Regions from separate parts of the Mus musculus genome. Here all the other regions are linked to region 1. Evidence: chromatin loops called from intact Hi-C (ENCODE). Cell type or tissue: heart. All regions are shown on one strand.

Region 1 (8,000 bases):
TAGCCTAGGCAAGCCTTCAGCTGTTGGTCTTTCTGCTTCAATAGTTGGGATTACCAGCCTGCTAGATTTTGTTGTTGTTGTTGTTGTTTGCTTTAAGACAGAGACTTGAATTCCCTATGTAGCTGACAATAACAAACTTCTGATCCTCCTGCCTCCGTCTCTGGAGTGCTGAGATTACAGCAATCACCCCATGCCCACTTCATCTGTGCTGGGGGGCTGATCTCAGCCCTTTGTGCATGAGCAGCAAGCATTCTACCAACTAAGCTACAGCCACAACCCCTGAACTTGCTTTTTATGACAACCCCCAAGGTCAGCCTTGAACTTACAACCTTCCTTCCATACGTACTATGTCCTTCCATATAGCTGTTCTCTGTCCCGCTGCCTCTTACAGAGGCCTTTTGTGATGAAGTCTTTTCTGCAAGATCCAGGGGACTCTCCCTCAAGATCCTGGACTTCATCAGACCTACAAAGTTCCTTTTGTCATTGAAAGGTCAGAATGGGGGGTGGGGTTAGCATAGTGATGTAGAGGTTTCTGGGGCTGCTGACTCCTTACAGGGAGTACAGGCACATTCGATGAAATCCTAGAAAAAACGGACACAGCAGCTACAGAAGTGGTGGGGAAACAGAGAGTCCCTGGGGTGGGGTCACTGTTATTTACTAATGGGTGAACACAGCTGGGTTCTAGGGGGGGAAATGTAACGTGGAGTTTTCTCATTGAGGGAGTGCCTGAGGTGGCTTGGTTTGTAAAAACATCTGCCACCAAGCCTCACCGCAGTGCAAGCCCTGGCACCCACGTGGTAGAAGGAGGGAACCACCTCTAGGATTGTTCTCTGACCTCCACATAGGCATCCTGGAATGCACACAGCCATATATAGGCACACAGAGTAAATTTAAGTATAATGGAAGTATAAGTTGTAACCCCAACCTAATAATTTAAAGAATCCAGTGCCTCTAACAAGTCTCGAATATATATAGCACAAAGTTTTGCTCAAGATTTTGAAGCAGTTGACATGGGAATTAATTTTTCATAAACCATAGCTCTTGACCTGCAGTTTAGCTGTTCCCGTACAGCAGGGACATCCTGCAGTCTAGGCAGACTGACACCCTGCCCACAGGCTTGGCAAGGTTTTCCTCCGGTTTTGACGTCAAGGTACTTGTGGAGATTTGGAATTTGGGTGCCTTAAGATTATGAGGGGCAAAATCATTTACTGGCTATTTCCTCTGTGTGTGTGTGTGTGTGTGTATACTTGTGGAGGCCAGAAGAGGTCATCATGGTGTGGCTTTCTCAGTCTTCCTTCTTGGTCTGTTTGAGGCAGGGTTTCTCACGGAACTGTGAGTTCACATACTCAGCATGGGTGGATGGCCAACACCCCCCCCCCAGATCTTCCTTCCTTCTCCCCCCCCCCACCCCAGAACATGGATTACTGCCTACCCCTCTATGACAGTTTTTTTTTTGTTTGTTTGTTTGTTTGTTTTTGGTTTGGTTTCTCTGTGTATCCCTGGCTGTCCTGGAACTCACTTTGTAGACCAGGCTGGCCTCGAACTCAGAAATCCGCCTGCCTCTGCCTCCCAAGTGCTAGGATTAAAGGCATGCGCCACCACTGCCCAGCCTATGACAGGTTTTACACGGACTACACATAGCTCTTCCTGCTGTGCTCTCGTCACGCCTGCCCTGGATTTCTCTCTCTTTTTTCCTCCAAGCTTCTATTTGGACTCTAAGCTGGGTCCGCACAGTAGCAACAGGTAGACAAAGCGTAAAGTTGTCATTCCAAACCTGGGAATTTATCTGGGTTACTCGTGCCAATGTCATCCTGGAAAAATGTTTTAAATATCTACAAAGTAAGTAGTGAAGGTCCAAACAGCAGAATATGAGACAGTGGAATGTATGAGAGATGTTCTCTGGAATACCACCCAGTGCTGCTGCCCATTTGCTTTACCCCTTTGGAGGCCCTCCAGCCGTCACCAATCACTTGTTCTAGCTCTTCCCAGGTGACCATGGTGATTTCTTCACCACCCGGAGCAAGAAGATTCAGCCTCCGACTTAATAGATCCTGTGAATAACATATCATGATACAGACAGACACGTGTATAAGCACGAGTGTACAGACACACGTGGTGTAAGTGTGAATGCACACACAGAGACATGTAAGTAGGAATGTACACACATGTATGTGTAAGCATGCATGCACATCCGTTCCCCGCAGTTTGGGACCAACAGGATTGATTGGGTGCTACCAACAGCCACAGCCTCAGGAAGAGTCACTGGCTTTCAGTGACCAGCCAGAGGCACAGAATTGGCTGATGGGTGCTTTAGCTCACATGGATTCTGGATAGAGCCCTGAGCAAAGATGGCAAGGACTTGCACTTCTACCCAGAAGTAGTGCCGCTTAGTGGCAGAGTGCATATGTCCCCTACCCACAAAGGACACAGATATTCAGGGATGGGAGTTGGGACCAGGCCTAAAGAGAAGCCAGGCTGAAGGGAAGTCCTCTACCTATCCCTCAGGACCCTTCCCCCAGAGCTTGCTCATATTACCAGGTATTCTTCTCGGCTTTTAACTAGTTTCTCCAGTTCATTAAAACGTTGAAGGAGTTCCTGGAAACAGAGTTTAGAAATGGACCATTGCCTCAGCCCTCCTGTGTGCACACACACACACACACACACACACACACACACACACACAGCCTTGGTGTAAAGGAGAAAAGGAAATGAGAAGCCTATGGGTCTTAGTGAAGGTACAGTCTCTGGTTCCTAGTTTCCACCTAGTTTTAGGTGACATAGAAAGCCAGGTTCCCAGTTATTATTATTATTATTTATTTATTATTATTATTATTATTTTTTTTTTTTTTTGGTTTTTCAAGACAGGGTTTGTTTCTCTGTGTAGCTCTGGCTGTCCTGGAACTCACTCTGTAGACCAGGCTGGCCTTGAACTCAGAAATCCACCTGCCTCTGCCTCCCAAGTGCTGGGATTAAAGGTGTGCGCCACCACCACCCGGCCAGGTTCCCAGTTCTTTTCCTGGTCAGTAGGAAGGAAGGAAGGAAGGAAGTAGTGAAAACAGTGACCAGTCAGAGTTGACCTTGGCTTCTTTGCTTGCTACTCATTATCTAAAGCTTCCAGCTCGACAGCTTGAAGTCCGCCTTGTCTCTCCAAAAGCGAGGGCCCCGGCAAGTGATTGGGACTTCAACTGATGGTTGTGAGCCACCCTGTGGTTGCTGGGATTTGAACTCATGACCTCCAGAAGAGCAGTCAGTGCTCTTAACCGCTGAGCCATCTCACTAGCCCCCCTCAACTATTCTTTATAACTTGTGCTGACCTCCGGGATCTAAACAGATTCTAAACTGATCTTTCAAACACTAAAGTTTGGAAAAGACCAGACATGGTGCTGCACGCATGCTGATTACCACCGCCCTTGAGAGGTGACTAGAAGGACCAAGCGGTCAGAGGCCAGCCTTGACTACACAGTTAAGCTCAAGGCCAGCTGGGCTACGAGGAGACCCTGCTTTAAAAAAACTGAACAAAGGAAAGGACAGCAACAACCACAGAGAAAGTGGGGTCCACTTCCCAGAGCCAAGACCAGAGATGTGACAGTTCCCCAGGCCTGTGTGAGGCTCAGGCTGGGTTAAAAGCCAGAGATCTCCCAGGGCTGGGCCTCCTTTGGCCTGTCTTGTGTCCTTTTCTCTCTTGGGCCTCTCTCCATCCTTTCTTTCTGGTGGCTCCTCTTTCCTCTAAAGGCTACCTGTAACCCCTTGGCCTGATCTGTGTGAGAATCTGGCTTTGCTTTCTGTCTCCTCGTGCTCACAGGACACTACATGAAGAACCCTTTGGGACTTCTCCCTCAGGAAAACCCAAGGCAAGGTTAAAGTGTCCCCAGCTTGTTGCAGCTTGTGTCTGTGACCTTGATGAGGCACTGCTATCCGACTTTCCATCCTTACCGCCCTCATGAGGACTGACCCTTGGGTCAGCAATATACATGTGCGCTCCCTGATTCCTCTACTCTCCCTTGCAGGGGGTGGAGGAAGCTCTGAGTGAAATCTTTTGTGAATGTGTACTGTTGACACGGGTACAGCTGAGTAGGGGATCCCACATCCTCAGAGCCATGGGGGAATAGTAAACACCCAACCCTCCCACCACCACCACCACCACACACACACACACACACACACACACACACACACACACACACACGTACCCATAAGGCTCAGGGTGGTGGTGGTGGTGAATCATGGCTCATGGCAAAGCCTTTTTTCTGGTCTCTGTGTAGATGTTAACAGTGTGTGTGCAGAAAACAGCCACATCTCATCCCTAAATATTTATAGACTGGAGGCTGCTCCCCTACAGAGATGACCTAAACCTGTCTCCTTGTACATCTGTGTGCAGTAGCCCTACCTCCCTGCTCAACTGTAAGCAATAAACACACTGAGCTTCTGGGGTGTGGAGATTTCTCCAGCTGAGAGCTGGTCAACCCTGAGTTTCTGCCCCACCCCCACCTCCCTTCCTTCTCCACCTCCCGCCCTCTTCTGTGTATCCATGGGGTGTTTTCCTCAGTCCTCTGCTGCCCCCTGCAGGCTGAGCAAAGACCTACCACTTCTCCAGTTGCCAGACTGGCTCAAAACTTGCAGCTGACTTAGTTGGCCCGGGGCTTGCAGGATTCTTCATTTCTGCCTCCCAAGTGCTGCTGGAATTACAGGCAGTAAACTACCATTCCTTGCGCGCTCTCTATTACTTTACTTAGTGTGGTGGTGTGAATAAGAATGGCCCCTGTAGCCGAGCACTGGTGGCGCACACCTTTAATCCCAGCACTCAGGAGGCAGAGGCAGATGGATTTCTGAGTTCAAGGCCAGCCAGGTCTACAGAGTGAATTCCAGGACAGCCAGGGCTACACAGAGAGACCCTGTCTCAAACCCCCCCCCCAAAAAAAAAGAATAGCCCCTGTAGGCTGCTCTTATATTTAAATGTTTAGGGAGTGGTGCTATTTGTAATGATTGGGAGGCATGGTCTCGGAGGAAATGTGTCACTGAGGGGCAAGCCAGGCCCAGGGTCTCTCTCCTACTGCCTGCTGATCTGGTTACAGAGCTCTCTGCTATTTCTCCTGCATCGTGTCTACCCGTGTGCCGCCATGCTTTTGGCCAAGATGATAGACCAAACCTTTGAAACTGTAAGCAAGTCTTGGTCATGGTGTCTCCTCACAGGAATAGAACAGAAACTGTGTACTTTGCTTGCTTGCTTTGAGACAAGGTCTCACTGTGTAGCACTGGTTAGCCAAGAACTGGCTATGTAGGCCAGGTTGACCTCAAACTCACAGAGATCCTCCTGCCTCTGCCTCCCAAGTGTTGGGACTAAAGGAACCACCATACCGGGATAGTCTCAATTTTTAAGGAAACTCACTTTAAGAATATCCTGCAATGTCTCAGCTACCTTCTAAATCAATTTAGGTATTCTAGGTATCTTGATGAGTTATTAATGGCTTTAGGAAATGGAATGAGGCTGGTGAGATGGCTCAGCAGGTAAGAGCACTGGCTGCTCTTGTGAAGGGTACCGGTATGTTATCCTGCACCTACAGAGCGCCTTACAACTAACTCCAGTTCCTGGGATCTGATGCCTTCTGCTGGAGTCTTCAGGCACTGCATGCATGTGGGTGCTCAAACACACATACAAACACACACACACACACAAAACCAAGGAGAGAAAGTAGAGGCAAAGCATCAACCCACTCATGAGCTGTGGTCCCTAGGGTGTCCTAACCTGCAGCTCAGAAGCCTGCTTCAGAATTTTCACATCTTCTATGAGGTCTTGGAGCACACTCGTGGGCTGCAAGGTAGAGGAGTCCTGTGAAGCCAGACCTGGTACCCCTTGTATTGGGGGTAGCTTAGGGCCTGAAGGGTAGCCCAGAGGAGCAGAGGATTTTTAGGGTTAATGTACCCACCTTGGTCAGGCTGGGAGTCCTTGAGGGCTTTAGTTGTACCATCTCGGTGGGCATCTTGACTGTGGGCTCAGGCTTCTCCATCATCTCCTCAGATTCATAGATCTTGGAGAACTTTGTTAGGGATACCTGTTGGGTCACCAGAGCTATCTCCTCTTCCTGCTGGAGTTCAGGGACTGAGATCTGGTCTATTTGTGTGGCCATGCCCTGTACTTTGTTGTCCATAGTTTTAAACTGTTTGGTGAGGTCCAGTACCTGGTTACCCAAGTCCTTCACCTGGTTTTCTAGCTCTTGTGGAGTCTGTGACAGCCTAGGTAGACTCTGATGCTTCTCTTTGCTGGTTGGCAAATGCGGGGCGCTGTGAGTGCCATGCAGAGACTCAGTTCCGCGGCCAGTCTCAGTCGATGGGTAGTGGAAGTCGATAAGAACTTCTTGGAGGTTGAGGCTCTTGAGAATGGACACTATCAGTGTGTGCAAGGCCGTAAAGTTCACCGCGCCCACCTCTGGAGTGCCAATTGCCAGGTCGGCTAGCTCCCGGAGGGAGACCCTGTTGGCCACCAATGAGGGCGGCATCGTGTGCCCTTTGGGGAGGCACAGAATCAGGGAAGAAGGGAGACCAAGCGCCTCCTCGTTCCCAGAAGGCTTATGGGGCCAGCAGGGGTCTCAGCAGGTGGCCCTGTTTGTGGGTTTGTGGCTTCCTAGCTGGAGCCCTGGGCTCCGCTCTCCTAGCCAGCCCTGGGCTCCGCTCTCCTAGCCAGCCCGGCTCTTGGCCGGTGGACGTTTGGAACGAGGGCGCACGGTTTGCAGCAGGGTTGTTGAGGCGCGGGACGCTAGAGATTCTAAGAACATTCGCTTGGGCTAGCCCTTATTGGGACTAAAAAAGAGGCTTTGACCACACCCCAAGGTGCCACCAGTTTTTCAGTAACGCGCTTAACGAAAGGGATGATTAGTCAGGGTCAGAGCGTTTGCATTAGGAACACGTGAGTTAGGAGGAGAAACTACGACGGCTCCTGTGGGTCCACCCCACTTCAACTCCTCAACACAGAAAGCCAGATCCATTAGTTCTTGTAGGCCACCAGGGACAACGATTCACGGGGCGTCATGGCGACCTGCAGGCAAGTCTAAGGGATGATGTGCCTGGGCCAGTGGGGCTGTGAGTAGGTCACTGGTGCCTCTTAAGAGGCAGTCTCTACATAATTTTGTTTACTCAAGAGGTGGGGAAGGCTTCCCTAAGCCCATTTATCTCTGTTAAGGACTCTGAAGGTCTCAGCAGCTGAGGAAAACACTAAAAGGATCCATGACTATAGAGTTAAGAGTTGTAGTTTAGTCTGAATGGGCACAGGGTTTTTTTTTTTTTTTTTTTTTTTTAAAGATAGGGTTTCTCTGTGTAGCCCTAGCTGTCCTGAAACTCACTCTGTAGACCAGGCTGGCCTCGAACTCAGAAAAACGCCTGCCTCTGCCTCCCAAATGCTGGGATTAAAGGCATGTGCCACCACTGCCCGGCTTTTTAACGATTTAAAATTTTTATTTTATTTACATAAGACTGTAGCGGTCTTCAGACCCATCAGAAGAGGGCATCAGATCCCATTACAGATGGTTGTGAGCCACTACATGGTTGCTGGGAATTGAACTCAGGACCTCTGGAAGAGCGGTCAGTGCTTTTAACCACTGAGCCATCTCTCCTGCCCAATGGACAGGTTTGTTTGTTTTGTTTTGTTTAGATATTTTCTTTACATTTGAAATGTTATCCCCTTTCCTGGTTTCCCCTCCGACCCCCCCCCCTCAGTTTTTAAAGGGAATTTCCACTACTGTATTTCCATTACCTGGCAACAGCAGGCCAAAAGGCCAACTTCCTAATCCTCTGAGCATCTGACCAATGACCTTAGAACGGCAGCTCTCAAGCTGTAGGTTGTTACCCTTTTGGGTTCACATATCAGATATTTACAGATTCATAACAGTAGCAAAATTAGTCACGAAGTAGCAACGAAATAATTTAATTATTCATTGGGGGTCATCACATGAAGAACTGTGTTACAGGGTCACAGTTAGGAAGGTTGAGAACTACTGCCTTAGAACTTA
Region 2 (8,000 bases), 240 kb before region 1:
TCTACCTCCTGCTCCACGCCGCTCTTCTTGCTGCCTGTCTCCTGCAGCTGGGCCCGGAGCCTCCGGATCTCCTGCTCTGTCTCCGGGAGCACCTGGAAGATCTCGCTGACTCGCTCCTGCAGCTGCACCTTGGGCTTCTGCTTTTCCACCACCCTGTATTTCTCCTGCAGCTCCTGCAGTTCCCTGGCCAACGCGACGTTGTTGTTCTTCTCCTCCTCCAGGAGGCTTCTCAGCCTGGAAGCCTCCTTGAGAAGGCCCGGGTCCTGCTCTACCTTCTTCACCTCCTTCACAATGACCTTGGGCTCCACTGAGCTGATCGCCTGCTCCAGGTCTTTGATGCGAGCCTGTATCTTGGCAACGGTCTCCTTCGCCCCCTTCCTCCGTGCAGCATCTTCCTCGATCTGGAGCCTCAGAGTCTGGGCCGCCTTAACCATTTCTAGATCCTTCTCCACCTTCACCACCTCCTTCACCACGACCTTCTCCTTCACGTTCATCTCCTTCTGCTCCAGGGCTAGCAGCTCGTCCTTCAGCTCTTCCAGCCTGGCTGTGAGGACGCCGTTCTCCCCGCGCAACCGTTGCATCTCACTGTGGAGCTGGGTAACCTGGCTGTCCAGGCCAGGGTCCCTCTCGATTTGGGTGACCTCTTTGGTCAGCAGGTGAGGTTGCATGGTCTTCCTCTTGCCCTCCAAGTGGACAACCTTCTGGGCCACCGCCTCCAGCTCGGCCTGCAGGCGGGCCCGCCTCTTGCCCTCTTCCTCCACCCGGGATGCTGCCTGAGACAGGTTACTCTCCAGCTGGGGGTCCCGGTAGAATTCCACCACTTCCTTCTCCTCCAGCCGCGCCACAGGCTGCTGGGTCCTCAGCTGCAGCAGCCGCTGCCTCTGCTCCTCCAGGTCACGCTGCACCTCAGCCACCCGCTTCCTCTCTTCCTCAAGCTGGGTCTTCAGGACCTCTGACTCCGCCGTCCTTGCGTGTGCCGGACTCCCAGATCCCTGTCTCGCGCTGTGGATGGCTTGGATGTCCTCATCAAGTTCCTTCTGTAGGTGACCGGGAAAGAGAGAGACAGTCCTGGGGTGAGCAGAGAAAAGACTGGAGCCCTATTTTTCTGCACCCCACCCCTGAGGTCAGAGATCCCAGCCTGCTGTCTTGGACTTCCCGGTAGATCCTGGGCAACGGAACTGAAGATTTGGAAGACTTGAACAGAGGATTCGGAGGAGCTCACTGAGATGCTATTAGGATACAAAGCAGGGTCTGGGTCCCCCAGCCCCGCCCCCTGGGGGAGGGGCTGCTAACCTTCTCCAGTAGACACTGAAAAAATGGCTCAGGATAAGAAAACCTGGCCAGCCACAGGCACCAGAGTTCCTGGCTTCTGCTCAACCCACAACGGAGCCCTAGATGGCCTATTTCCTATGTGACTGGTCTTTTTTTTTTTTTTTTCCCCCTTGGTTTTTCGAGACAAGGTTTCTCTGTGTAGCCCTGGCTGTCCTGGAACTCACTCTGTAGACCAGGTTGGCCTTGAACTCAGAAATCTGCCTGCCTCTTCCTCCCGAGGGCTGGGATTAAAGGTGTGCGCCACCACTGCCTGGCTCAACGTAACTGGTCTTAAGGCTGAGGACTATGGAGCATTTCTTGGCTCTCTAAAGCTCTCTTGTCCCCACTGGAGGACTGCTTATGGCTAAGGGAAGACTGGAGGGCACCCCCAGAGCCTGCCTGGAGTAGGCACAGCCTGCATGAACTTCTAGAGAAATCTCCATGCCCAGGCCTGTCCAGAGGCTAAGGCTGCAGGGGAGAAAGGTGACATCCGGGTCCACCCCGGACCAGGCTGTCCACTGTCGTCCCAGGGTGGGCACCACCCCGGACCGGGCTGTCTGCTGTCGTCCCAGGGTGGGCGCCATCTTTTTACCTTCCTGAGCATCTTTTTAGCAAACTCCAGCTGGCGCAGCTGCTGCTGCTCAGCTGCGGCAACCTCAGTGTAAGCCTTCGCAAGGTTCTTCTCCTGGGAACAAAGTGGGGAGAGGGACAGCAGAGTCAGCTCCGGCCTGAGGGGCTGCAGGGCTGGTGCCAGGAGATGCTCAACCCTGCCAGGACCAGCCTCACCTGAGCCTGGATGCTCTCCTGCAAGGAAATCACTCTGAGTCTCTTCGGGGCGGACACTGCCAAGGCGGGCTCTAAGGAGCAGCGGTAGGTATCTGCTTGCAGCTCATAGTCCTGAACAGGAGGGAAAGCCACTTGCAGAGACTGGACCTGGGGGACCAGGGGCTGGAAGAGGGAGGGGAGGCTGGTGGGAAAACAGGGAGAAGCTGAAGTACAAGTGCTCACCTGGAGGGCCTCCTGCAGGTCCCGGGTGAGGCGGGACACGGTGGCCTGGTCCTGCTCGCGCCCCAGGATTTCTTGTATCAGTCTCTGCCAAGGAGGAAGCAAGAGTCACAGGGGCTGGGGAAAGCTCTTTTCCCACCAGCCGGTGTCCCCAGCACCACAATCAGCCAGCACACATAAGCAACAGGGACTCAGGGATGCCTCCCTTCTCTGACATTCTTGTCTGATGGCCCTAGAGTTCTGTCTTGTCCCAGTGGCTCTTACATTGTAGCTCTGGTGTCATTAGGCCACAGATCTGCTGGATTCAACTGTCCAGTGAGACCCTGAAGCCCTGGGGCACCACTCAAGCTTCCAGGGACCAGCCTCTGGAAACTACTGCTTATCCAATCATTCTGAACCCTGGGTATGCATTGTAATTTACTTAGAATCTAAAAGGAAGAGGAGGGGGAGGAGGAGGAGGAAGAAGAGGAAGAGGAGGAAGAGGAGGAGGAAGAAAGAAAGAAAGAAAGAAAGAAAGACAGACAGACAGATCTGTATGAGTTTGAGGTCAGCCTGGTCTACAGAGTGAATTCTAGGATAGCCAGGGCTATACAGAAACCTGTATCAGAGAGAGAGAGAGAGAGAGAGAGAGAGGAGAGAACACAACAGAAAAAAGGTACCAAATGCTCTGAGAAGTCCAGCTTCATTTTTCTGGGAAGGGCCCTGCCCCCGCCCCCTTGAACTTCTGTCCTGGCTGATTCTGAGGCCTCCATAGACAACTTTCAGTCTGAGGGTGACCCTTTTCCAGCGGGGCTCCCAATACTGTAATGTCAAGTCTGGATTCCATCCTGTGCTTAGAAGAACCTGCAGGGTCTGTCTACCTCCCAGGGACCAGAGTCCTTGGAAAAGACATTTCTCATCTAGGAAGAGACATTTCTCATCTACCTGACTTTTTTTTGGGGGGGGGTTGAGACAGGGTTTCTTAGTGTAGCTCTGGCTGTCCTGGAACTCACTCTGTAGAACAGGCTGGTCTCAAACTCAGAAATCCACCTGCCTCTGCCTCCCAAGTGCTGGGATTAGAGCCACTGCCTGGCTCTACCTGACTTTTTTCCTCAGGGTTTTTTTCTCAGGTCACTTGCCCTCACATGTGTCCACCAGGGGGCGCTCATATCAAGCTGGTGGCTTGCCTGTCTCTAAAAGCCACGGGATGGACTTCTCCAACAGGTGGCATGCCTGAGGGTGTAGGTCTGTACCCCCCACTCCTGGTTTCTCCCCTTCAGCCTTACCAAGGATGAAGAGCATCCCACTGGGAAGGCAGTGTTGACAATGCTGTGGAGGGGTAAGGGCCACCCCACCACCACTTCCTGATCTGACCTATGGCGTCTCTTGCTTTTAATCCTTGGCCTCATGAATACAAGCAGCTGCCCCTGCTAAGGAGGTGGCTTTGAAGAAACAGGTATCTGGAGACCCCAGCTCGAGGCCAGGCCCTGTCACAGGTAATGTTCACCCCTACAGCCCCAGCGCCTCACCTTCTGTGCTTGCAGCTTGTAGGAAATCTGGCTTGGCCCGTCGCTGGGCTGCACCCGGTGGTGGGGCAGCTGCTCCAGCCAAGAGCTCAGGTTGTCCCTGCTGTTCCTGAGCTGCTGGTAGGTGAGGCTGGCATCCTGTACTATCTTCTCCCTGCCAGGGGACAAGGTCCCATACAGGTGTGAGAAGCTGGCCTCCATCCCGAGACAGACCTGAAGGCCCGAGCCTTGCAGCTAACAGAGATTGTGTCTCAGACACAATGAACGGTGCCTGCCTGGCATTCATTTCTTTTTTCTTTTTGGTTTTTCGAGGCAGGGTTTCTCCGTGTAGCCCTGGCTGTCCTGGAACTCACTCTGTAGACCAGGCTGGCCTCAAACTCAGAAATCTTCCTGCCTCTGCCTCCCAAGTGCTGGGATTAAAGGCGTGTGCCACCACTGCCCAGCCTGCCTGGCACTCATAAGAGAGGGAATTAAGTATAGTTATCCCCATTAGAAGCAAGGAAAGAGCCCCAGAGGAGTTAAGTCACTAGCTCATTGGCAGCGGTGCCCGGGCACCCCTTCCTTCTACTTACCTCAAATCCAGCTGGTCCCCCACAGCGTGGTAACGGTCAGTGAGGGCACGAACCTGGCGCTGCTGGCGCGGCAGGTCTTGGCAGAACTCTTGGAAATTGTTCTGCAGCGCACTGCACGCATGCTCAGTGGCCTTCAGCTGGCGGTGCAGCCCCAGCACACAGGCCTGCTGCTGAAGGAGTTCTTTGCGCTGGCGCTGTGGAAAAGGGAGCCGGAATGGAGCGTGCCCTAGGCTCCTTGGGAGACACAGACCACTCCTGTCTTCTCCTTCTCTCAGGAACCCTACCTGCAGCTCGCTGACCCTCTCCTGCAGTGCCCCAGAGCCTTCGGGGACGGGGCCCTCAAGTGCCAGGGCGGCTTCAAAGCCTTGGATGACCCTGTCTGCCTCCTGGATCTGCTTCTCCAGGCCCAGAGCAGCCTTGGCTCTGCGGTGAGGAAGCAACGGTCAATCAGCTCAGTCACACACTCCAGTGCCCTCTAGACGGGCTCTCCCTGGCACTCACTTCTCCCCATAGAGGTGGCACAGGCTCTGCACATCATTGTATCTGTTCTTCACACTGTTGAGGACCACGGGCAGTTGCAGGGCAGCGGAGCCCGTAGGCTTGGTAGACAGAAACGCCTCACACTCCTGCTGGGCTGCCTCCTTCTCCGCTCCCAGACTCTGAAGGCGCTGTGCTGTGCCCTGGGTCAGGGGTGGAGCAGGCAGAGGACACCGTCAGGGATTTCTGGGTCACCTAACCCTATGCCTCTGAAGGCGTGGTCCAAGTGTGGGGCCAGGCCTGCCTCTTCTTGTCCCCATGGAGATAGCTGAGGGCAGAACAACCTTTCTCAGCCCACACCCACACCCTTGGCCTCTTCATCCGCAGAATGATGGATTGGGAGGTGAATTGAGATTCTGTATATTAGATCCTTAGCAACAAGAACCAGGCACACCGTGGCCTGGCGTTGCTACTGTCAGTCAGTGTCCTGGTCACTGTCAGCCCGGTACCTTGCTGTTACTTTGGGCTAAGCAGGCAGAACCCTGGCTCATAGTTCACTCAGGGCAGCCACCTTCTGTCTCTCATCACAATTAGTTCACCTATTTTGGTGTGGCAGGGTCAGCCACCAGCCTCTGGCATCCTGTACCAGTGTCCCATCTGTGAGACCTTCCAATGAGCGAGCATCCAGATTCCTCCCCCTACGCCACCTGAGCATCCTCATGCAGCCCCTGGCTTTCCATCCCCCTCCCTTGGGAAGCCCCCCCACCCCCAGGACAGGCTGGGCTGCTGCACCCTCCCCCCATGCTACCCTGATCTTACTGCATGGCAGACAGACCAGAACAGGTTAGACAACAATGTAAATGAACATGGTTCACATTTTTAAAAATCCAAACACTAATGGTATGCTCTATTTGAACAGAAACCGGTTTGGAAGGCTAACCAGAATGCTCGGGTACCTCCAGGCTGCAGGGTTCATGTGTCAGAGACACATGGTCATCACTGGCTGACTCAGTGTTTTCATCCCTCCAGGTAGGTTTTCCCTGCTTAGAACTCTCCCCCTATGGGACAGCCACAGCTCCCTTGCTGTTCCCATGACTCTCACTAGAAAAAACATCCATGTGTCAGGGGTCCCTACTCTGGGCCAGGCTTTGTCACACTTTCACCTCTGGGATGCCCAAAGGATGCGGGCACCACCCCAGAGGTAAGCAAACTAAAGTCAGAATACTGACTTGACCACGGTGACAGATCCTGTCCGTGGAAGAACCAGGATGGGAGCCCTGTTTTCTGAGTCCATGGCCCCAGGAGTGTGTGCACGCTCAGGGCAGGGCCCTTTCCTGTCCTGAAGCTCTCAAGGCCACCCACTTACCTCACAGCTGTGGATGCGGCCCTCGAGGTCCTTCAGTGAAGAAGACTGGCTCAGTGGGCTCCGGGCCCAGCTCAGCACCTGCCTCTCTATCTGCCCCAGATCCCCATCCAGCTGGGTCATCTGTGACAGGAGCGTCTGACCTTGTGGGTCAGCGGGGGCTGAGCCTGCCGGAGCTGGGGACAGAAGTGCTAGTGAGGTCTTATGTCTGCCTGAGATGGGCCCTCCCTGGGTGCCTGCGGGACCTGGAGGGTGGGCAGGGCCTGACTGAGGGAAGAAGAGTCTAGATGGAGTACCTCCTACCCAGCACGCCCACCCATTGGCCCTCCCTGACCATCCTCTGGTACCCTGCTGGCCAGGCTGTAAGTGTTCCACAGCAGCAGCCTTCAGGCGGTTCTTCTCTGTAGACAGCTTCTGCTTCAGGGTCTGCAGCTCCGTGGCCAGCCTGGAGAGGATGAGAGGAAGGTGTCTGTCTGTCTGTCTGTCTGTCTGCCTATCTGGCCCTAGTACCCACTGCTGCAGAGGAAAAAGCATTGGCCCTGGTGCGTGTGGGCATCCTGGGGTGAGCTACCTAGAGGCTTTGGCCACAGCTTCAGGGTCTGGTGCTGGGATGCAGAGGCAGGCAGCTGGGGCACTTTTGGTCTCTCCTCCAGGGCCCTGAACCAGCCACGTGTATGGGTCAGCATTATCCTTGAGTGTGTACCGCTCTCCCCGAAGCAGCTGAACCTGAGGACGGAGAGGAACTCCAGTGGGATCGAGGGTTGGGGACTGGAGAGGTGGCTAGGGTCAAGATGGGTAGGTGAGACAGCAGCTGGAACAAGGCCGGAGAAGAGGTGGGAGGGGCTGGGGTAAGGACAAGGACAGGTCAGAGGTGGGACAGGTTTGAGAGGGGTGGGGCTGGGTTAGGGAAGGAGTGAGAAGAGGGAGGGACAGGGTGGGGTGGGTTAGGGACTGAAGCAGTGTGGAGAGGTAGGGGACAGAGGCTGGGTCGGGCGAGGAAGGCAGGTAGGGCTCATACTTCTCCCGAGTCCCAGTCACAGATGCTGTCCACGTGCAGGGGCTGCTTGGATGGGTTCCTGCGCTGTGGCAGTGGGGCCACCTCCTGGCTTCGCTGCTGCAGATCTCCAACAGCCCTCTCTGCTATGGCCAGCTGCTTCTCCTCTGCCTGTTGGGGACCCAGGCAACAGGAGCTCAGGCCAGGCTACAGTAGAAGCCACCTGCCTCCCTTCCATCTCCCAAGAGGAGTGTGGGCTTCATCAGGGGAGAAGCTAAGTCAGACTGTCTGTGGATGGATGGAGGGTACGGATGCTGGCTAGAAAGAGCCACATGGGGCCTTGTGGGAGGAAGCTGTGGGGACCTCAGAGCTGGGCCAGGCTTCTCTGGTCACATTATGGGTAGCATACCGGAGTGCAGGAGGGTCAGGGTTCCTGCTGGCGCAGCCCCTTCTCCTGGGGACCTCTTTTCTAGAGAGAAAGCTCCAACCCAGGGACAGGATGAAGATGGCCCAGTGGGACTCTCACCTCCAGCTGTAGCAGGAGCTCTGTGGGGGAGCCGGAGGAGTCCCCAGTGCCAAAGCCGTACTTGGTATCCAGGTTGGAGCTGAGCTTTGCCAGGGTCTGGCTGACTGAGTCCGCCTCTTCCTGGAACTAAGGTCACTGGGTGGTCAAGGGCAGAGCCAGGGGGCAACCTACTACCCACTGACCCTGCAAAATAGCTGGAGATGGACCAGGCTAAAGTCATACTAGGATAAACTTCATAAAGTCAGGC
Region 3 (8,000 bases), 320 kb before region 1:
GTACCATGCCTGCCTTGTATATCACATTCTCCCCTGTGGGGCATCAAGGAGATGTGGTTGAGCCTGCGACTTGGCCTGGGCACAACTCAAACCCTGGCCCTGCTACTTGTCACTCCGTGCAGGGTTTTTGCAATCCCTGAAGCTCTCTTTCCACCCTTGAGACAGGAATGGAAAATTAACTTCTCCAGGTGTCCCGAAGGTGCCAGAGAAAAGGGTGTAAGATGGCCACTTCAATAGGTCAGCTTTCTCCAGAGGTGGCTGCCTGTTCTGTGGTTTGTTTTCCAGCAAATAACAGGAGCAGTAAGCAAACATTGTATTCTGTTTTGTTTTGAGGCAAGCTTTCTCTACATAGCCCTGGCTGTCCTAGAACTCACTGTGTTGACCAGGCTGGCCTCAAACTCAGAGATCCACCTGCCTCTGCCTCCCAAGTGCTGGGTTTAAAGGTGAGCGCCACCTCTCATTCCGCAGTCCAGGTTGATGGTTTGGAACTTCCTGTAGCTCAAACTTGTCTTGAACTCTGGCAATCTCATTCCCTCAGACTCCTGAGTGCGAGATTACACATGAGAGCCACCACATCTGGCCAGGACAATCGTTTTCTAATCATTAAGGACACATTACAGGGGGCACTGACATAGGAACATAGCAGAATGGAGGCAGGGGCAACTCAGGGAAAGACATTTACCTCCACCGGTACAGCCCCAGGTTTGATGCAAATCCAAAACAGAAGTCGAAACAATACAACAGTTTAATGGGTCGGATAGCAAGGTTTCAGGTGTCTCCAGGAGAGGTTCTGAGGGGCAGAGCAGCGGTGCCCTACCCTCTGACCCTCTGGTGTGCCCCTCCTCTTCCCCCCTGCTTCTGTGGACACACCCTCTCAGCTGGGAAGGGAGGAAGTGCTCCTGAATGGAAGCTGCTGTGTAGGAACAGCAGATTCTCTGTGTGCTGGGTCTGCTGGATCATTTCCCTTCCGAGGCCGTCTCCTGATACCCTACTAGAGGGTCTTGGCACTTTTCATACGGGAGGAGCAGCAGCCTGGCCCCAGGGCTCCTTCCTAGTCTTCAGGCAGTCTCTAGCTCTCACAATCTCCCTTCCTCCTCTGCTTCTCCACACACCCCTCTACTCCTACAGCTCCCCACCCCACCTCTGGAGGGAACCTGGAGGGGGCGGGAGAAACCAGTGCTGCTGCTGAGTTAGCTGGTCACTGGGGAGTAATGCTGGTCACTGGGGAGTAATGCTGAGTCACTGGGGAGTAATGCTGAGTCACTGGGGAGTAATGGAGCTGTGTGTGAGCTACCCGAGGGTGAGATGAAGGGCTGGGTGAAGCCCGGACATATTCAAGCCCCAGAATCAATCCATCTGGGCATGGTGTGCCTCAGCAGTGCCATCCTTGTCCCTGGCCAGGCCTCCCACTCTCAGCTAGAAGGCTCTTCTCCCTATTCCCATTTGAAGGACCTCTCATTGAAAGCAAAGGCTGTTCATGGTGTATGACCCTACTGTCCTGAAATAGGTTCCTGCCTCTAAAGTAGCCCAGGCATAAAGACCCCAGTGACTGCCGTGGAAGGCAGTGATGAGCGGGGGTCTTACTATGATGGGTGCTAAGATGGTCTTACTGTCACTGCTCCCTGGGGAGGCACCTGCTGCCTCTAAGCTGCAGGTCAGAGCGCCTGGGAAGAACACACAGATACCCTGTCCATACAAGAAGTTGTAATCAGGCTCTGGGCAAGCAGTGCAGTACTTTGCTGGGAGCCTTTCTCACAGATTGGAGCTGGTCAGCAGTGGGCGAGCACTCCAGGCCAGATGCCCGCTGAGGAAGCACGGGGCATTTTCAGGCAGAATGGTACGCCATATTATAGGGTGCTTTCTTCAGAGTCTCCAGGAAGAACTGTTCATTCTCCAAGAAGTCGTGGTCCTGTGAGGCAGATTCAGACAAGTGCTCACACTTCTGTGCACTGACGGGACTCCTGATATTGGAGGAGCCAGCCTGTACTTGGGAGCCCCTCCACTGGGGAGCAGGACGGGTATGTGGGAGCTGAGGCATGGAGTGAGACAGGCCATGGTCTCAGTCTCAAAAGGACTTGAGAACCTTGGGATCTATCAGTAGTGACCTCATGTCTCTGGGCCCCAGTGTCTTCAAGTGTGAACTGGAGATAAGAAAATCTCCTGTCTGTGTGTGCTGGTTCACACCTGTCATCCCAGGGCTTGTAAGGAGGATTCCAAGGCTAGCCTGGGCTACAGAGTGAAAATCCCATCTCAATCAAAGAAGCAAAGGAAAAACAAAAGGGAAGAGAAACTGCTGAGGGCCCAGCTCGGTGGCACTAGATCAAGCACGACTGTCCTCACGCAGGCCTGTGCGAGGACGTTTATGACACACACGATCTTCAGTGTTGAGCCCAGCCTGTGGGACAGGCTCCTTGGCTCCTCACTGGTGTCCCAGGTTATCTGCAGCTAAAGGGTACTGCAGCCCCTCGTGCCTACACAGGTCGGACAAGCAGTGTACGGAGTTTACCTCCTCTGCTTTTTTTTTTCCTGGCCCATTTCACTGGGTTCCTGATTCCGTTTCCTGGCTGGCCTGGAACTTGCTATGTAGACCAGGCTGGCCTCAAACTCACAGAGATCTATCTGCCTTTGCCTCCTGAGAGCTGGGATTAAAGGCAGGTGCCACCATGTCCAATTTCAAAGTTAATTTTCAACAGGGATAACACTAGGGATCAGAGCCCTGTACAAGCTAGACAAGTATCCTGCCATTTACCGTACCCCCAATCCTGGCTATCCATGTTCTTCTTTCCCTTTATGAGCAAGTGTGTGTGCTCCTGCAGCCTTGGAGGGAGTCTGCTTGCTGTGAATGGAGGCGAGACCCGGCCCAGGGGATGCTTACCTCTTCTGCTGTATGCTTTAGCAGCAGCAGCTTGGCAAGAAGGTGTGTGGGCACCTGGGCAGCAGCTGGCTGGCTACACTGAGGACTGCTGGAAGCGGGGGCCTGGACAGCTGAGGAGAAAGGCAGGAGCCAATGTTCAGGGGGAAACTAGGGGGCCTGGCTTTTTCCATTAGTACCTGCACCCACACTGCCCGAAGGAAGAACCAGGCCCAGTGCCCTGGGGACTCTTCCAGAGAAGCCAGGTTCCTTTCCCAGCATGTACCCAGGAGAATACCAGCATCTGTAATGGCAGGGCCAGGGTGCTGACATCCTCCTCAGCCTCTGTGGGCACAGAACCCATACGCAGCATTTTTTCAAAAGGACAAGATAGACTGTGCTAGAGCAGGACACCCAGGAGCCTCCTGTGGGCTCCATGTATGCATGGGTGCATAACCCACCCAAAAGTGAAAGGAAGAGAGGAGACTTGGAGCCTGTGGTGGCAGAGCACACCTGTAATCCCAGCACAGGGTGGCAGAGGCAACAGGCCTCTTGAGTTCAAGGCCTGCCTGGTTTTCAAGCTAAGATGCCAAAGAAACAAAAACAAACAACAGAAAGAAATGGTGACTCATTCATTAGTCCTCGCACTCAGGAAGAGGCAGAGGCAGGAGAATCTCTGTGACTTCAAGGCCAACCTGGTCTACACAGAGAGTTCCAGGCCAGCCAGGACTACATAGTGAGTCCCTGTCTCAAACAAACAAAAAACTCCCCTGAAAAAGGAGGTAGGGGTAGAGAGATGGCTCAACAGCTGACACACCTGCAGTCTAGCATGTGGGATGCTGAAGCAGGGGGATCTGAGTGTGAACCCAGACTGTGCAATAAAGCAAGATCCTATTTTCAAACAAAACCCCAAACCAGTAGCTTCCCACAGCCTCTAAATTGAGCAGGTGGAATAGGTCCTGCTGCTTCCTGCTCCAGGCTGTGTCCCGTCCTCCTGGAGTCACTGAGTCACTCACCATCCCGGCTGGAGGCTGCCGGGCCCTGAACCCTGGGGGGCAGCCCCGGAAGGCTAGCAGGCACTTCCTGCCGCACGCGGTCCAGCTGCAGCCTCTGCTGTGCCAGGCTCAGGTGCTCCTGTGCCAACACCAAGGAGAGGGACTCAGTGGGGGCAGAGGAAGGTGGCCTGAGGGGCAGGGCGGGGACTGGAACCTTGCCTGGTGCACACGTTGCTCCTGCTGCCGCAGCCACTCCTGCTGCCGCTGGACCACCTGCAGCCGGCCCTGCTGCTCATTCTGCATCTGCTGCGCCTCCTGCAAGGCCTGCTCCCCCTCCTCGTATTTCTTGGAGGCTACCTGCAGGGAGGCCACTGGGTCAGGGCCGGCTGGAAGCCAACAGTGGCTTGCACAGCAGCCCTGCTGAGGCACACCTTACTCATGTGTTCCACCTCCTGTGCACGGGCCTGCAGGCGCAGGCTGGCTTTGTGTAACCTGTCCTTCTCCAGCCGGAGCTCTTGGCGCTCTCTCTCCAAAGCCTCCCTCTCAGCAAGCAGCTTCTCCTCCTTGGCCCGGAGCTCACAGGCCCTAACTGTCAGCTCCGCCTGCTCCTGCAGAATGAATGCAGTCATTGCTGTAGTCGCTGATCCAGAGCTACTCCAAGTCTATGTAGCCACTGGGGTACCTGTCCCCCTCCCCCACCTCTAGCAGTGGACAGTAGAGCAAGGGACTTCTGACATGGACCAGAGAAGCCTGGGGCCAAGCTTGGAGGCTCCTGCAAAGCCACACAAATTGTCATGTCCAACTTCCCTGAATACCAGTTTCCTCATTTAAATATCTGAATCAACAGGCTGAAAGAACCAGTTAGCAAATAAGAGAACTATGCACACAGAGCCTCCGAAAAGGCAAGGAACCTGGCTGCTGGCCACGGTTCCAGTTCCTGGACTCGTGCTGTGCCCTAGCTATGCTCTTGTTCCCAGGACGGAGGGAGTCCAGGGCACCCTGGCATGCTCGGTCCTGGGCTCTGGGCCCTACCTTGGTCAGGCTGATGATGGTGCCCTCCCGCTGGGAGTCTGCATGCATCGCCCTCTCAGCCTCACGCTCCGCCCGTTCCTTACTCAGCTTCTGCTGTGTGAAATACTCAGCCCACTCTGCTGCCAGGCGCCGCCGCTCCTCCCCACACTTATTCATGACTGACTTCTGCTCCTCCAGCAAGGCGCTCTGTGTGGGGGCAGCGAGGGCAGTGTGAGTGTCCTTGGGCAGGATCGGTGGGCTCAGCAGCCGGGGGTGGGTCTGGTCTCACCTTGGCTCTCTCCAGCTCCTCCCTCTCCATGGCAATCTGCTGGACCATGATCTTCCTTTGCTCCTCCAGAGTGCGCTGGGCTGACTCTGCCTTAGTCTTCTCGGCGGCCACCCGCCAACGTTCCTGCAAGGCCAGCACCGGGCTGAGGGCGGACTCCCCACTCTGGGAACAGGCCGGGCTGTTCCCTCATGCTGTCATAAACTCATTTCCAAAATAATGTGGAGTGACAGGCACTGGGGAAGTGACAGGCACTGGGGAGTACTGTCCAGGTCCAGTCCTGCAATTCTGAATCAGGAGGCTCCAGTACTCAGGTCAAACTGTACTTTGGAGAAGGTTCAGGAGTGCCCTGCCCCAAAGCTCCAGGCTGGCCCATCACCTAGCAGCCTCAAGTGCGGAAGCCAGTTTCCGTAAGCACGAGGGCAGAAGTTCAGAAAAGTTTAGTCTTCTTTAAACACTGAGCCTCAGGGCTGGAGTTAAAAGCTCCAACTCTTCAGGGGAGCGGGGTTCCATTCCCAGCACCCCAGAGTGACTCACAACCATTTGTCACTCTAGCTGCAGAGGATATGATGCCCCTTTCTGGCCTCTGAAGGCAAAGCAACCCATACACATAAAAACAAAACAAAAAAAGACTAACGCCTAATTCATCTATGAGTGACCTGCAGGGAGGTCAAACATCCTTGCACATGGGGGCTAAATGACATTTAGTAGGCAAGTGTGTCCATCTCAGAGCCACAGATTTCAGCTCATGTCAGGTCTGAGGAAGGGGAAGTATAGTGTTGGTGGGTGGGTCTGTAGGATGGCCCTGGGGCAGGTAGCTGACATCTGGTGTTAAGTGAAAACAGAAGCAGGAAGAGACAGGAAGAATAGGCCTATAGGTCGCTGCGTGCTTAAGTGGATGTCAGAGAACAGCTGGCCACGGGCTTGGCCCATTGGCTATGATCAAATGCAGAGTGGCTGAGCTCATCCAAGGTGGCCCTGAAGTATAGACATTAGGACAGACTCACCTGTTCCAGGAGCCGGCTCTGCTCACTCAGGCGTACTTCCATCTTCCCGATGACCTCCTGTAGCCTGTTCCGCTCTTCCTCCATGTCTCGCTGCTGTCGGCCCAGCCGCTCCTGCAGAGCTGGAGGCAACACGTGGGGTGGTCACTGTCTGCCCTCTTTCCCAACACACGGGTCCCAGTTAGAGAGAGAGGGCTACCTCGCAATTGCTCATCTTGCTGCCGAATCCCCAGCTCTCGTTGCTGTGAGGTGGTAAGGTGCGAGGCCTCCACGCGGGAGGACAGCGTGTTCAAGCTGCTGGAAAACTTCTCCATCTGCTCGATGATGCCATTCAGGGACCTGGAGGATCGTCAGGGCATCTCATCCCAGGGACAGCCAGGACACCCTTGGGAAGCAGCGCCAGGCAGCACACATACCGAGTATGGGAGGTAGCGCTGGTGACAGCATCAATCTCCTGGTCCTTCAGCATCTTCAGCCGCTGCAGCTGGTGCTCATGATCCTTGCGCATCTCCAGGATGGATGCCCTGGGGAAATGGTGCAGAGGCAAGGAAGGCCAAGGGTCAGTGTGAGGGGACCATCTGACAGATGATACCAGCGAGCAAGAAAGGAACACCTCTGAGCACTGTCTCCTCTTCCTCCTTCAGGCATAGCCTCACTGCCTCAGTTTCCCTCACTCTTCTCTCTCATCTATTGCTGCTTCCATGCCACAGATACCCTACCGCTCAGCAAAAGACAACTTTCCCAGCGCAGGAGGAAGCTGTGTGCTTAACCCTGTGTGCTGGCCCATGGGCTGTGCTGTCCTGTGGAGCCCTTGGGTGTCTTAGTTTCCTTCTCATTCAGAAAGGCTCAATGCTTGACTTCCCAGAGGAGTGGGGAGAACCCCACCCATAAGGGGCAGTGGACTGCTGTGCTCAGCCTTGAGCCTTTATCTCACCGGGCTGAAGGGAAGGGTGAGTCTGTACACAGGCTGCAGAGCCACACAGTGGTCTCACGGGCACTACTGTCTGCCAACCAGCCCTCACAAGCCTACACCCCAGGCCCCTTCCTGTCATCTGGCCAGTCCTTCCAAAGCCACTCCCGACTCCAATCCCCCGCCTCCAGCCCTTACTGCTGAAGCTCCCGGAGCCGGGCAACCTCCTGGTCCCTCTCCTGTTCAGCCATGGCCATCTGCCGCTGGTGCTGGGCTACGAGCTCAGCCCTGGCCTGCTCAGCTTCTCGGCAATATGACGCATGCTGAGCTGATAGCACCTCCTTCTCTCTGCGCAGCTGCTCCTCCCGCTGCTGGTAGGATGTTTCTAGCACCTTGATACGGCTTCTGTCAACAGAACACCCACCAAGAGGGGCGCACTGAGCACAGTGGCGTGCTCCTGGGTCCCGGGAGGAGATTCCCGCCAAGGCTGGAGCCAGCGGGTACCTATGTGCATCCTCGATGAGCTCCAGGTCTGCCTGGTGTCGCTGCTGCAAACTCTCCAGCAGCATCCTGTGCTGGGCCCGCTCCAGCTCCAACTTGCGCACCTAGGCATGGATGAACCAATGATACTGGGTGCTTCGGCAGCCAGACTCCAGGCCGTGCATCCAGTCCCTGCTGCCTCCCCTCCCGGTGATGCTTCTGATCACTTTCCACGAGGAAGAAAGTGGTCCTGGCTGCCCTGCAGCTCTCACCTGGGCCTCCAGCTCTGACAGCTTGGTCTGGCTCTGCAGCAGCTCAACCTGAAGCTGGGCAGTGCTACTCTGCAGCTGCCCCTGGGCGGCCAGGAGCTGCTTCTGGTATCCTGAGCCTGGCAGCAGACTCTGCATCATGGACTCTGGGAGGAGGGTCTGTGGGAGAGGATGAGAGCTGTTCCGAGGTGGAG

The links. A loop is a pair of places that touch in the nucleus more often than their neighbours do. Peaks named below come from ENCODE experiments on the same cell type or tissue, not always from the same donor. Only the 100,000 strongest peaks of a DNase experiment are listed, where the experiment ranks them.
Region 2: a loop joins it to region 1, with 7 times the contacts of the local background. A loop is called at or near these places in 34 of 42 quality-filtered maps.
Region 3: a loop joins it to region 1, with 3 times the contacts of the local background. A loop is called at or near these places in 9 of 42 quality-filtered maps.

Annotation. Positions count from the first base shown.
Region 1 is chr11:116,459,528-116,467,527 of GRCm38, forward strand. It overlaps a transcript of Qrich2 not described here. Among named protein-coding and RNA genes, the nearest start is that of Qrich2, 9.2 kb to the left of the region's middle. In heart, a CTCF peak has its summit at 4,575 (motif pointing left); a DNase peak (open chromatin) is centred at 4,564; H3K27ac peaks cover 1,005 bases.
Region 2 is chr11:116,223,165-116,231,164 of GRCm38, forward strand. It overlaps Evpl (envoplakin), which reads right to left. Exons shown (of 22, transcript NM_025276.3): 10 at 7,754-7,879; 11 at 7,252-7,398; 12 at 6,805-6,959; 13 at 6,581-6,678; 14 at 6,237-6,409; 15 at 4,895-5,073; 16 at 4,678-4,816; 17 at 4,394-4,587; 18 at 3,825-3,975; 19 at 2,320-2,403; 20 at 2,098-2,208; 21 at 1,904-1,996; 22 at 1-1,037. It overlaps Gm33250 (a long non-coding RNA gene), which reads left to right and starts at 2,097. Exons shown (of 8, transcript XR_389161.4): 1 at 2,097-2,181; 2 at 3,717-3,791; 3 at 4,669-4,821; 4 at 5,790-5,899. In heart, a CTCF peak has its summit at 3,459 (motif pointing right); DNase peaks (open chromatin) are centred at 809 and 3,507; H3K4me3 peaks cover 225 bases; H3K27ac peaks cover 772 bases; H3K27me3 peaks cover 5,785 bases.
Region 3 is chr11:116,141,558-116,149,557 of GRCm38, forward strand. It overlaps Fbf1 (Fas (TNFRSF6) binding factor 1), which reads right to left. Exons shown (of 31, transcript NM_172571.3): 19 at 7,810-7,965; 20 at 7,562-7,662; 21 at 7,256-7,462; 22 at 6,564-6,671; 23 at 6,347-6,486; 24 at 6,151-6,269; 25 at 5,147-5,269; 26 at 4,879-5,064; 27 at 4,278-4,454; 28 at 4,066-4,203; 29 at 3,868-3,985; 30 at 2,876-2,985; 31 at 728-1,909. The coding sequence ends at 1,826. Among named protein-coding and RNA genes, the nearest start is that of Mrpl38, 6.7 kb to the left of the region's middle. In heart, no CTCF peak of the experiment used is centred here; a DNase peak (open chromatin) is centred at 4,934; H3K27ac peaks cover 2,019 bases.